2 separate regions of the Mus musculus genome follow, and region 2 is linked to region 1. A link is a loop called in an ENCODE intact Hi-C map of the cell type or tissue named here. Cell type or tissue: left cerebral cortex. All regions are shown on one strand. Each heading gives the region's core, and the rest is flanking DNA. Links, peaks and the distances in the headings are about the cores only. Region 1 overlaps Ncam1 (neural cell adhesion molecule 1). Region 2 has its middle 45 kb from the start of Gm38579.

The links. Hi-C counts contacts between places; a loop is a spot of excess contacts. Peaks named below come from ENCODE experiments on the same cell type or tissue, not always from the same donor. Only the 100,000 strongest peaks of a DNase experiment are listed, where the experiment ranks them.
Region 2: a loop joins it to region 1, with 4 times the contacts of the local background. A loop is called at or near these places in 10 of 42 quality-filtered maps.

What each region holds. Positions count from the first base shown.
Region 1 is chr9:49,614,235-49,619,615 of GRCm38, forward strand. The region is part of intron 1 of Ncam1 (neural cell adhesion molecule 1); the gene reads right to left. Among named protein-coding and RNA genes, the nearest start is that of Gm11149, 99 kb to the left of the region's middle. In left cerebral cortex, for the core only: a CTCF peak has its summit at 3,156 (motif pointing right); DNase peaks (open chromatin) are centred at 2,225, 3,179, 4,645 and 4,937; H3K27ac peaks cover 1,838 bases.
Region 2 is chr9:50,435,004-50,440,384 of GRCm38, forward strand. No RefSeq gene overlaps it. Among named protein-coding and RNA genes, the nearest start is that of Gm38579, 45 kb to the left of the region's middle. In left cerebral cortex, for the core only: a CTCF peak has its summit at 3,286 (motif pointing left); a DNase peak (open chromatin) is centred at 3,280; H3K4me3 peaks cover 341 bases.

The DNA.
Region 1 (5,381 bases), core at 182-5,181:
TGTCGATTCTTGATCTTACAGCACAAGCCATTGGTGTTCTGTTCAGGAACTTTTACCCCTGTGCCCATGTGTTCGAGGCTCTTCCCCCTTTCTCCTCTATAAGTTTCAGTGAATCTGGTTTTATGTGGAGGTCCTTGATCCACCTGGACTTGAGCTTTGTACAGGAGATAAGAATGGATTGATTTGCATTCTTCTATATGTTGACCTCCAGTTGAACAAGCACAAAAGATGCTCCAACATATAACAAGGACACATACTCTACTATGTTCATAGCAGCCTTATTTATAATAGCCAGGAGCTGGAAAGAACCCAGATGTCCTTCAACAGAGGAATGGATATAGAAAATGTGGTACACTTACACAATGGAGTACTACTCAGCTATTAAAAATGATGAATTCTTGAAATACTTAGGCAAATGGATAGAAATAGAAAATATCATCCTGAGTGAGGTAACCCAATCACAAAAGAACACACATGGTATGCACTCAGTGATAAGTGGATATTAGCCCCAAAGCTCCAAATAACCAGGATATAATTCAAAGACCACATGAAGCTCAATAAGAAGGAAGACCAAAGTGTGGGTACTTCAGTCCTTCTTAGAGGAAAACAAAATACTCACAGGAGCAAATATGGAGATAAAGTTTTGAACAGAGACTGAAGGAAAGGCCACCCAGAGACTGTCCCACCTGGGGATTCATCCCATATATAGTTACCAAGCCCAGACACTCTTGTGGATGCCAAGAAGTACATGCTGAAAGAAGCCTGATATGGCTGTCTCCTGAGAGACCCTTCCAGAGCCTTACAAATGCGGAGGCGAATGTTCACAGGCAACCATTGTACTGAGTGTGGGGCTCCCAATAGAGGAGTTAGAGAAAGGACTGAAGGAGCTGAAAGGGTTTTCAACCCCACAGGAAGAACGACAATATCAGCCAACCAGACCCCCCAGAGCTCTCAGGGACTATGGCTCCAACTGCATATGTAGCAGAGGTTGGCTTTATCATGCATCAATGGGAGGAGAAGTAGAGGTCCTTGGTCCTATGAAGTCTCGATAGATGCTCCAGTGTAGGGGAACTGAAGGCAAGGAGTGGGTAGGTGGATGGAGGAATACCCTCATAGAAGCAGGCAGAGGGAGGATGTGATAGGGCGTTTCTGGGAGAGAGAGAAACCAGAAAAGGGGATAACATTTGAAATGTAAATAAAGAAAATATCCAATAAAAAGGAATATCTTAAACAACAACAACAATAAAAACCATCCTTCTTATCCTCATGACCTTAGAGTTCTGCCTTTGTCTCAGCAGACAATTTACTTTCTTGATAAAAAAAACAAGGGGACAGAAGGGACTTTTAGTTCCCCCTAGGTGAGTCCCAAGAGAGACTTACTTCTCTGTGGGGTACATATGTGAATGCTTATGCATGTGTTTATCTCTGGTGTCTCAGTTTGGGTATCAGCCTGACTGACGTAAAGAATACTTAGAAATTATCCTCACTGTGCTTTTGGGTATCTGTGAGATGACCCCGGAGAGATGGTATGCAAGTCTGAGGACAAGACCTGCCTTTAGTACAGGTGGGCAACATATAATCAGTAGAGGGTCCAGAAAAGATGAATTTGAAAGGCAAAATGCCCTCCATTTCTGAGAGCTTACAGAGATTCCTGCTGTGCCCTTAAGAAATCAGAGCTCCAGGTTCCTTGACCTTAGGATTCCAGGACTTGGACCTGTAGCCCTACTCTCCGAGGCTTTTAGAATTAGAGTTTCAAGGGGGTAATGGCACATGTTCTTACTCCCAGCACACGGAGGGCAGAGGCAAGCAGATCTCTGAGTGTGAGGCCAGCCTTGTCTACAGAGCAAGTTCCAGGACAGCCAGGACTACACTGAGAAACCTATCTCAAAATAAATAAACAAATATTAAAGAAACAATAGAATAAGAGTTATATAGCCAGTTTCCTTGGTTCTGAGACCTTCAGGCTTGGGTTGAAACACACAACTGTCAGCCTAGGGTGTCTGGTTTTCAGAAAAACCTGTTGTGGGGTTTACCATAACCTTAATCTTGTGACTCAATGAATCATAAATGAATCCCTTCTTATACATTGATGTGCATTCTCCATTTGTTCTCTCTCTGCAGAACCCTGACTAATACACTATCTATAGTGACTCTGCTGTCAACAGCTTCTTAAGTACCCACCATATGCTGCTCCCTGCACTTCAGAATGCATTATCCCATTTAATCTTCACGCACTTCCTATGCTATCTCAGCAAAGGGCTCGTTCTTGGCATCTGCCAGTCTCCCTAGAGGTCTCCTTTCCTCTTCCTTTACTGTATTCTCCCCACCTGCTCCATCCCTCGGTGTACCACTATGCCTAGGACTCTCATCTAGGAATCCCCAAACCTCTCCTCAAGTACCCGTCTGCTCTAGCTAGCCTTCAAGATCATTATTTCTCATAACAGCTCGACGTTGAAATAGCAACCTTTGATCATTATCAACAAACTCATCCTTCCCACTTTCTCCTTGAGCCACTGCCAATCAGAGTCTGTCTGAACAATGTCACGGAAAGTGACAATGTATGTCAGTTCTCTTGCTGGAACTACTTGAGGACCCACTCAGATATAAATAGTGCCAGAGCCCCGACATCCATTATCCCGTGCTGTACTTCCTTGTATCTTCAGTAATACTGTTTGTGTTATACACATCTAATGGATGCTCCACCCTAACATGAGGATGGAAGCATGAATGATGTCCACTTGGTGTTTCTAGGTTCAAACACACAGTAAGAATTTTGTATTTATTTAATTAACAATCAAATTCTAAGAAGCCTCTTAAGGTTGTATTCTCACCTCCTTTGAATCACGGAGAAGAGTGGGGTTCAGTGTGGCTACACAACTTTCTTTAGGTTACTTGCCTAGCGAGCAGGGGTAGACACAGACCTCAAACCCAGACCTGATTGTCAAAGATAGCTCTTTTTGACCCTTTTTGCTCCTTCTTTTCCCACTGACATCACAGACACCTATACCCAGAAGACAGGCTCCTAAATTTACTCCTCTAGCCCAGGCCTGTCTTCTTAGACTCACAGACAGATGACCTCTTCAATTTTCATCTGAAAGCCTCTGCCTTTTGCAAAACTCATCCTTGTATTTCCCATTCAAGCCTGTTCTCTCATTCATACTCAAGGGGGCGCCATCTCATCATCTGCTCACATAGCAAATGCTTTTCTACCTCAAGTAACTCGGAGTTACCAGTTGTTCCGCTTCACTATCTGTGCCTTTCCTCAGAACTTCATCAGTGGAACTGTCCCAGCTCAGGCTTGGGCAGTTCTCACCTGGACCAGTGGCTATTTAATGTGTCTGGTTTCTTTGCTCTGGGTCAAGTCTCAGGGACTCATTCTTCTACTGATATCAAGGCCATCTGTATACTGTGCAGGTATCATGATGCCATTTGGGGGGGGGGGGGGTTGAGGTGGCTTGGTCTCCCACCTAACAAGATGCTTGAGTCAAAGCTCCCAATGTAAGATGTAAAGATGTCTCTGGGTTTCATTGAAGCTATGTCCCATATCTTCCCTGCAGTCTGTTCCTTGAGCATGCTCCCTGTCCTAGGCATGCTGTGCTGCCTGCGGTTCAAGGCACTTCACACCTGTCCTCTCTCTTTCCTCTGCTGGAAGGAACACTTTCTTGATGGCAGCCCTCTCTAGGAAGTCCTACATAAAGCCTGGTCTTTTCAATTAAGTCTTCCCTGATTCTTAACACTCTTCCCACAAGCTCCTGCTGTGCATTAGCGCTTCCCTAATGTCACATGGTGCATCTTTACTTGTCACTTTGACTATCTTCCTGCCCCATTACTTGCCTGTCTGCTTACACATTGCCCTTCACATTTTTTAAAAGAGGGACCAAAGGTTTTATATATGCATATATGTACTTGTACAGGTACATACACACACACATACACATATGTTTATATATGTGCATATATATACAAATATATGTGACAATATAATAGTGACTATACAGTAGTTTTGCTTTTGGAATTTGTATATGTTTTTATCATTGTGTACATGTCTGCATCCATGTGCTCATTTATAGATGGCTGCACTCACCATATTGACTTTGGGTATCTTCCTCTACCTCTGTCCACTTATTTTTTTGAGACAGGGTTTCTCACCGAGCCTGGAGCCTGTCTTGTTGTTTGGCTAGACTAGCTGACCAGCAGGTCCCCAGGATCCATCTGTCTCTGTCATACCCAGAGTTGAGTTACAGGCATATGCCAGCATGCCTGTCTTTTACACGGGTGCTGAGATCAGAAACCAGGACTCAGTGCTTGTGTGGGTAGCTCTTTACCTACTTAGCCATCTCCCAGCCTCAATAGTTTTGTTGGCTGGACCACTAAATAATATTTAAAATTCTCTATGATTATCTACTGGTGCCACTTTCATGAAGAGCATGAACAATGGCAAAGTCGCCCTGGCTAAGGATGGGCCTGGTATGCACAGCGCAGAAAGCATGCAGAGGTAATGCCTGCCTGCCTGCCAAGGCAAAGGGATCTGAAGGAGAACATGTTGGAAATATGCATTTTTCAGCACTGCACCAATATTTTTAGAACACATTACCCTGACTCCTTTCACATGTTGGCTTGGAGACGAGAAGTTGCCAGGCCATGTGTGACAGTTGCTGTCTCCGTTTGCTATAAAAAGAAAGGGAGCCGGCATGTTTCAAGCAGAGGAGCTCAAACGCGGAGTTGTGGAAATGTGCCATGGCCCCAGCAAGGTTCTACAGCTTTTACACTTGAGTACCATGTGCAAAGACAGGGCCTCACCACCAGGACCTCCACATGTGGTGTGTCAAAGTTGCAAAGCCTGAGCTCTGACCTTAAGGGTTGAAAACAAATATTCATTTGTTTAGGGCTCATTGGTCGTGTTACCAAGCTAACAAGCTCCAGGCTCAGTGAGAGACGGTTTTAAAATATATGGTTGAAAGAAGCAGAGGAGGATGCCTGAAATCTATCTCTGGCTCCAGCTAGACTCACACAAGTGATGTGTTCTTCCAACTCACTGTGAGCTTAAGTTTAGGGCGCTTCTCAAATATTTTTAGCTTTCTTTAGAACCCACTCCCCCTCTCCAATTAGATGAACCAGTTCTAAGGTCACTGGCTATCTGAAGGCAATGTGTAGAGGGGTGTTTTCTTGCGATTACAGTCCGTGGAGTGGTCCCTAGACCTCCTCCATCCTTGAGGCCTGTCATCCTGCTGGGGGTTCCTTTTGGTATATCCTTGACAACCACACCTGCCTTCTATCCTTCCTGGTGTCTTGAATGAGAATGGCCCTTATAGCCTCATTAAGTTTGAATGCTTATTCCCCCTTCCCATACGCCCACCTATGGTGGAACTGTTTGGGAAGGA
Region 2 (5,381 bases), core at 305-5,304, 820 kb after region 1:
AAAGAAACTCAATCTAAGGATTACGTTTCTGAAGAAGAACTCAGAATGGGAAAGAGGAGCCACAACTGAATGTATAATAAAAGAGAACACTCCAGAAATCAACACTACAGGAAGCTGTGAACAGAGATATCAATAATTAAACAAGAGGTAGGTGTCACTGTTAGGCCTAGCTACTTAGGAGGCTAAGGAAAGTGGATAGTTTGAGCCCAGGCATTTGGGGCTAGCCTGGGCAACACAGAAAGGCCACCCACTTCAAAATGGGGGGGGGGTGTGTGAAGGAAGAAGAAGAGAAGTTAAAGAGGAGTCAAGGAAGAGTCATGTCCAGAAATATTCCAGCAAGTTTCTTCATTCTAAACAGCAGCAGTAATAAACAATTTCATGTACAACATGACCTGACAGAGACAGACAGAGGGAGGAGAGAAGAGAAGAAGGAGGAGAAGGGAGAGAAGGAGAAGGGGAAGGAGAAGAAGGAAGAGGAGGAAGAGCAGAAGAAGAAAGAAGAATACAATAAAAAAAGACATAAGGGAATAAAATCATACTGGCCCTGGTTCATTTCTCCAACAATAAAGCTAGTGACCTCTGACATGAAAAAGACACAGACCCAAGAATGTCCTCTCCATAGGCTCTAGTGTTTCAAAGGGAGCCACATTCAGAACGCCCGTCACTCACGTTTTCTTTAAATCACTTTGTTAATTTACACTCCAACTTCTCAAGTGATGAGTTGACATTAGGAAATTTAAAAGGAAGGAATGAAGGGAGGGAGGGAGGGAGAGAGAGAGAGAGAAAGAGAGAGAGAGAGAGGCGCAAGCATAAGCAATGGGCACGGGATCCATTCAATGTAGAGATCAGTCACGTGATTGTTAAAGCATGGTTACAAGACAGAATAATTTCAAAAACACGCTAGAATGGAAAGCCAAATAACACCAAAAAAAGTGATTAGCTAGAAACTCAGACCCTAAACACAATAACCTTCATGAAGGCAGGAGACACAGAGTACAGTGAAACCACACGGTTTCTTCATTCTACAGGGCTGAAAGGTAAAGACTATCAAACATCTTGATGCTTTAATAAAAGAAACGCTGTTTGGAAACTGCCTACATGTAATTTTTTATTTATTCTTTAGTAATTTTAGACATGCATACAAGGTGTTTAGATTATATTCACCCCATTCCCCTCAGACACAGACACACCAATGTACACACACACACACACACACACACACACACACACACCTACACCTCCCAAATTCACACCCTCTTCTTCTTTGTTTTTTTAACTAGTCCATTCAGTACTACCTGTGCATAAGTGTAAGGTGCCATTGCTGGACTCTAGTCAATGTACCATCGTGGCCACAACCTTGAATGCATTACATAGGAGAGCAGGGGCTGGTCTTTAAAGTAACACTTGGCCTCTGCAGTGAGGTACTCCCACCCAACAGACAAGAATATTTATATTTGTTATGAACAGAACATTAAGTTCCTTGAAGAAGTCTGCAAAGAACCCATCTCCAAGTGGTATTTAGGCCTTGCTGCCTGTGGTGGCTTGAATGTGCTTGACCCAGAGAGTGGCACTGTTAGGAAGTGGGGCCTTTTGGGAGTAGGTGCGTCCTTGTTGGAGGAATTGTGTCACTGTGGAGGTGGCCTTTGAGACCCTCCTCCTCGCTGCCTGGAAGATAGTCTTCTCCTGGCTGTCTTTGGATCAAGATGTAGAGCTCTCAGTAGAAGGATGTAGAGCCCCCTTCTCCAGAACCATGTCTTCTAGGGCACTGCCATGCTTCACGCCTTAATGATAACGGACTGAACCTCTGAACCTGTAAGCTAGCCCCAATTAAGCGTTGTCCTTTCTAAGAGATGCCTTGGTCGTGCCGGGCGTGGTGGCGCACACCTTTAATCCCAGCACTTGGGAGGCAGAGGCAGGCGGATTTCTGAGTTCGAGGCCAGCCTGGTCTACAGAGTGAGTTCCAAGACAGCCAGGGCTATACAGAGAAACCCTGTCTCAAAAAAAAAAAAAAATTGCCTTGGTCATGGTAGGATTTCACAGCAATGGAAACCCTAACTAAGACGCCGCCTATCGGTTCTTTCCATTCCTTCTCTGTAAAGATTCCTGAAGCTTGATTCCAAGGCTCAGCATTATCCTGGTCAGTGTGGGCCCTTCCACACCCATGGGCAGATCCACCTGATGCCAGATTCATGATGACCCATGTTCATCTTGTCCAGTGTCATCCCTAGCATATCTCACTCAGGCTATAGGGACAGCTCTCCACAGTAACTATGGTCACACACCAGAGAGCACTTAGGCAGACAGTACAAGAACCATCCTCCCAGGTAACATTTGTTCCCAATTTTACAAATGAGTCTGAGGAAAATTATTTTTCCCAATTACTATGATGAATGGCAGAGAAGAATCAATTTCTGGCTTAAAGTTCATTGGAGCCTACCATGCCATTTCCCTAATCCAAAAAGAGAGAGAGAAGAGAGAATAAGTCCATAATTTATTGAAGTATGAGAACAGAGACTGCCTTTTTCACAAACTAAATGAGAATAAAGCAAAGACACCAAACTAACCATCCTGTCCTCAGAGCTCACCAACCCCCCTAAACCTTCACAGATCCGATGGAGGCTCCTCCAGGGCAACCAGCTTTTTAATAAAAAGAATCCTGACCCTCCCAGGCAATGTGCTGGTCTTGGGTTTGCCTGGCAGGGACCAATTAAAGGACCGCCCATCCTATTAGCATCTGCAGTTTCTACACTAACCTTTCTCTTGCCTAGAATGGTTTGACTAAGCCTGAGAAATCTAAGCTCTAAGGAGTCTTAAAGAAAGGGCAGTATTTCTTTCTTTCTTTCTTTCTTTCTTTCTTTTTTTTTTTTTTTTTAATCTCCAGGGGTTTCTTTTTAATCTTTCTCCCCTGCCCCCCCTACCCCACATACACACAAACCAAACAAGTCTTCACACCACACCGAGGCAGCAGTGTACCAAGGACCCTGGCTAAGCCTGGGGGTACCTAGCTCCATGACTTGCTTCCCACAAATCATAAGGACTAAACCAGGGTGTGTCATGCCCCACGGATTGATCTAACTCCAGCTCCCAAGCCAGCCCCCTCCCAGACGCATCGGACTGCCTCACGTTGCACCTGAGACCGTCTTCGCCCCCAGGAACCCTTCTCCCTGCAGGGTCAGCCTAGCCCCATGCCCAGAAGAGGAGCCGCGCCCACCCGAGCCCTGGTGTTGTGGTCCTCCCTGCTGGGGCTGCACCCTGGCTGCTTATGGGCCGCTGCTGCCACCTGTCGGTTGCCTGTCTAGAGCAGCGCTCTCAAGGAGGCCCTGGCCCTGCAAGAAGACTTTACTTGTAGAAGCTTCCTGAAGAAGGAGACATCTTCCTGTCCTATCCAGGTCACTAGTGCTGCCCCTGCAAACTGGACTTGCAGATGTATGTGTTATGCCTAGCTTCTCCTGGGTTCCTTCCAGAGGCGTACCCCTCGCCCTTCTTAGCCCAGATCGATCCCTAAAGACCACACACCTGGCTCCCAGGTACCTCATAGCCACCAGGACCTACAAATCTGGGCAAGCTAGAAGCTAGCCCTTAGCTGAGACATCCTGGGGGCACAAAGAAATACAGGCAAAGGTCGTTTAAACCCAGATGCAAATGTCAGAATTCCCCAGAGCAGAAACCAAGAAGCTATTAATTAATAAACTAATTAATACTATCACAAGTTCCCCCAGGTATCCCCAACAGTAAGGCAGCTTGGAGACCCACAAGAGCAGTAGATCTAAATGACCTTTTTGACTCAAATACACGACTGTTCATCGTGTGTCTTATCTTCTGCGGTCTTCACAACAGCCTATAAAAAAATAAATATTAACCCTGCTTAATAGACAAGGAGCCAGACTTACGGAAATGCTAGGCACTGGAGGCTGTGCAACTGAAGTGGGCGGGGCCAGGAACAGAGCTTTACATATGCATGTTTATAACCCCAGTGCTGGGAAGGAGAGATAGGTGGCGCCGAGGCTCACACATATACACACACACCTGAGTCTATGGGGGAAAAAAAAAAAAAAAACAGACAGCAGCCTCTGCCCTTGGGATAAGAAAGATTTTCACCAACTTGCCCAGCAGCCTCTTTGGGTCTCCTACCTAGTTAAGCCTACTCTAAAGTCTGTATCCTAAAGACTGTGTAGCCACTAGAAGAAAAGAATACATGCAAACTGGAAGGGATGGTTTCGTTTCATTCTTAGTCACAGCTACTTTGGAATGGGGTGTGTGGCTAGTGAATCCTGCAGAGCTTCTCGGACCCTGGAAGTAAGTTAGACACTGGCTGCCTCCTTGGTTCCCATATTGACGTTCCAGGTTTCTAGCGCAGGCGCGCTGCTCTCTCTTTCTGTGGATGCAACGAAACCATAGGCTTCATGCCCTTGCGGCCGTGTTTTATCCACAAATTCCTTCTTCCTTACATTGCTCTCGTCTGGTGTTTAGTGAGAAAAGTGACCAGTACGCTGGCTTTCAGCAACCCCTGAAAAGTCAGCATCAAAAGTTATCAACTGAGTTTGAAAACTCAGGTATCAAAAGGAGCATGGATTCTGCCGCCGCGACCATACAGCGTCCTAAGCTGGTGAGTCATTTGCATAGAGTCATCTTAGGCCTTCGACTTTTCTGTGGGACTGTCTAAACATGTGACTCCTTAGCATCCAACACAGCTGTGGGGTCACCGCAGGTCCCCAAACCCTCAGCTCCAGGTTTGGGAACAGCTTGGCGCTACCCTTACATGTGGTCTCACCTCTCCCCACGCACCCCAGCTCTGCTGCAAAGACCTTCTCTCTTCCTCTGAACTGGCCAGGCCTCCTCCCACCACAATATATTTTGTCCTGTTGGTTTCTTTGCCCCGGTGGCACTTCTCCAGGTTTTAGCAGGCTTAAGCGCTTAGTCTTGGAATCCCCATTCCAGTACAACCACCCTACCCATCCGGAAGCCCACTAGGCCCCATACCCAAACACTCTCCTCAGATCAGCCTGCCCTTGCATCCCCTCAATGTCTGCAATGAGCCTGCTTCTTTTTCAGCTTTCTTCTTTTCTGTCTCCCTGAGACAATGTGCGCTTTATGAAAGCCAAGACTCGTCCACAGAACGGAGGCCAGCACTCCGCCATGATACAGTGATTGTTCTGTGAGTGAACACAGTCACCCTACACAGCTCAGACAGGTAAAAGATATGAAGACTGTTCATCGTGTGTCTTATCTTCTGCGGTCTTCACAACAGCCTTTAAAAAAAATAAATATTAACCCTGCTTAATAGACAAGGAGCCAGAAATGCTAGGCACTGGGGGCTGTGCAGCTGAAGTGGGCGGGGCCAGGAACAGAGCTTTACATATGCATGTTTATAACCCCAGTGC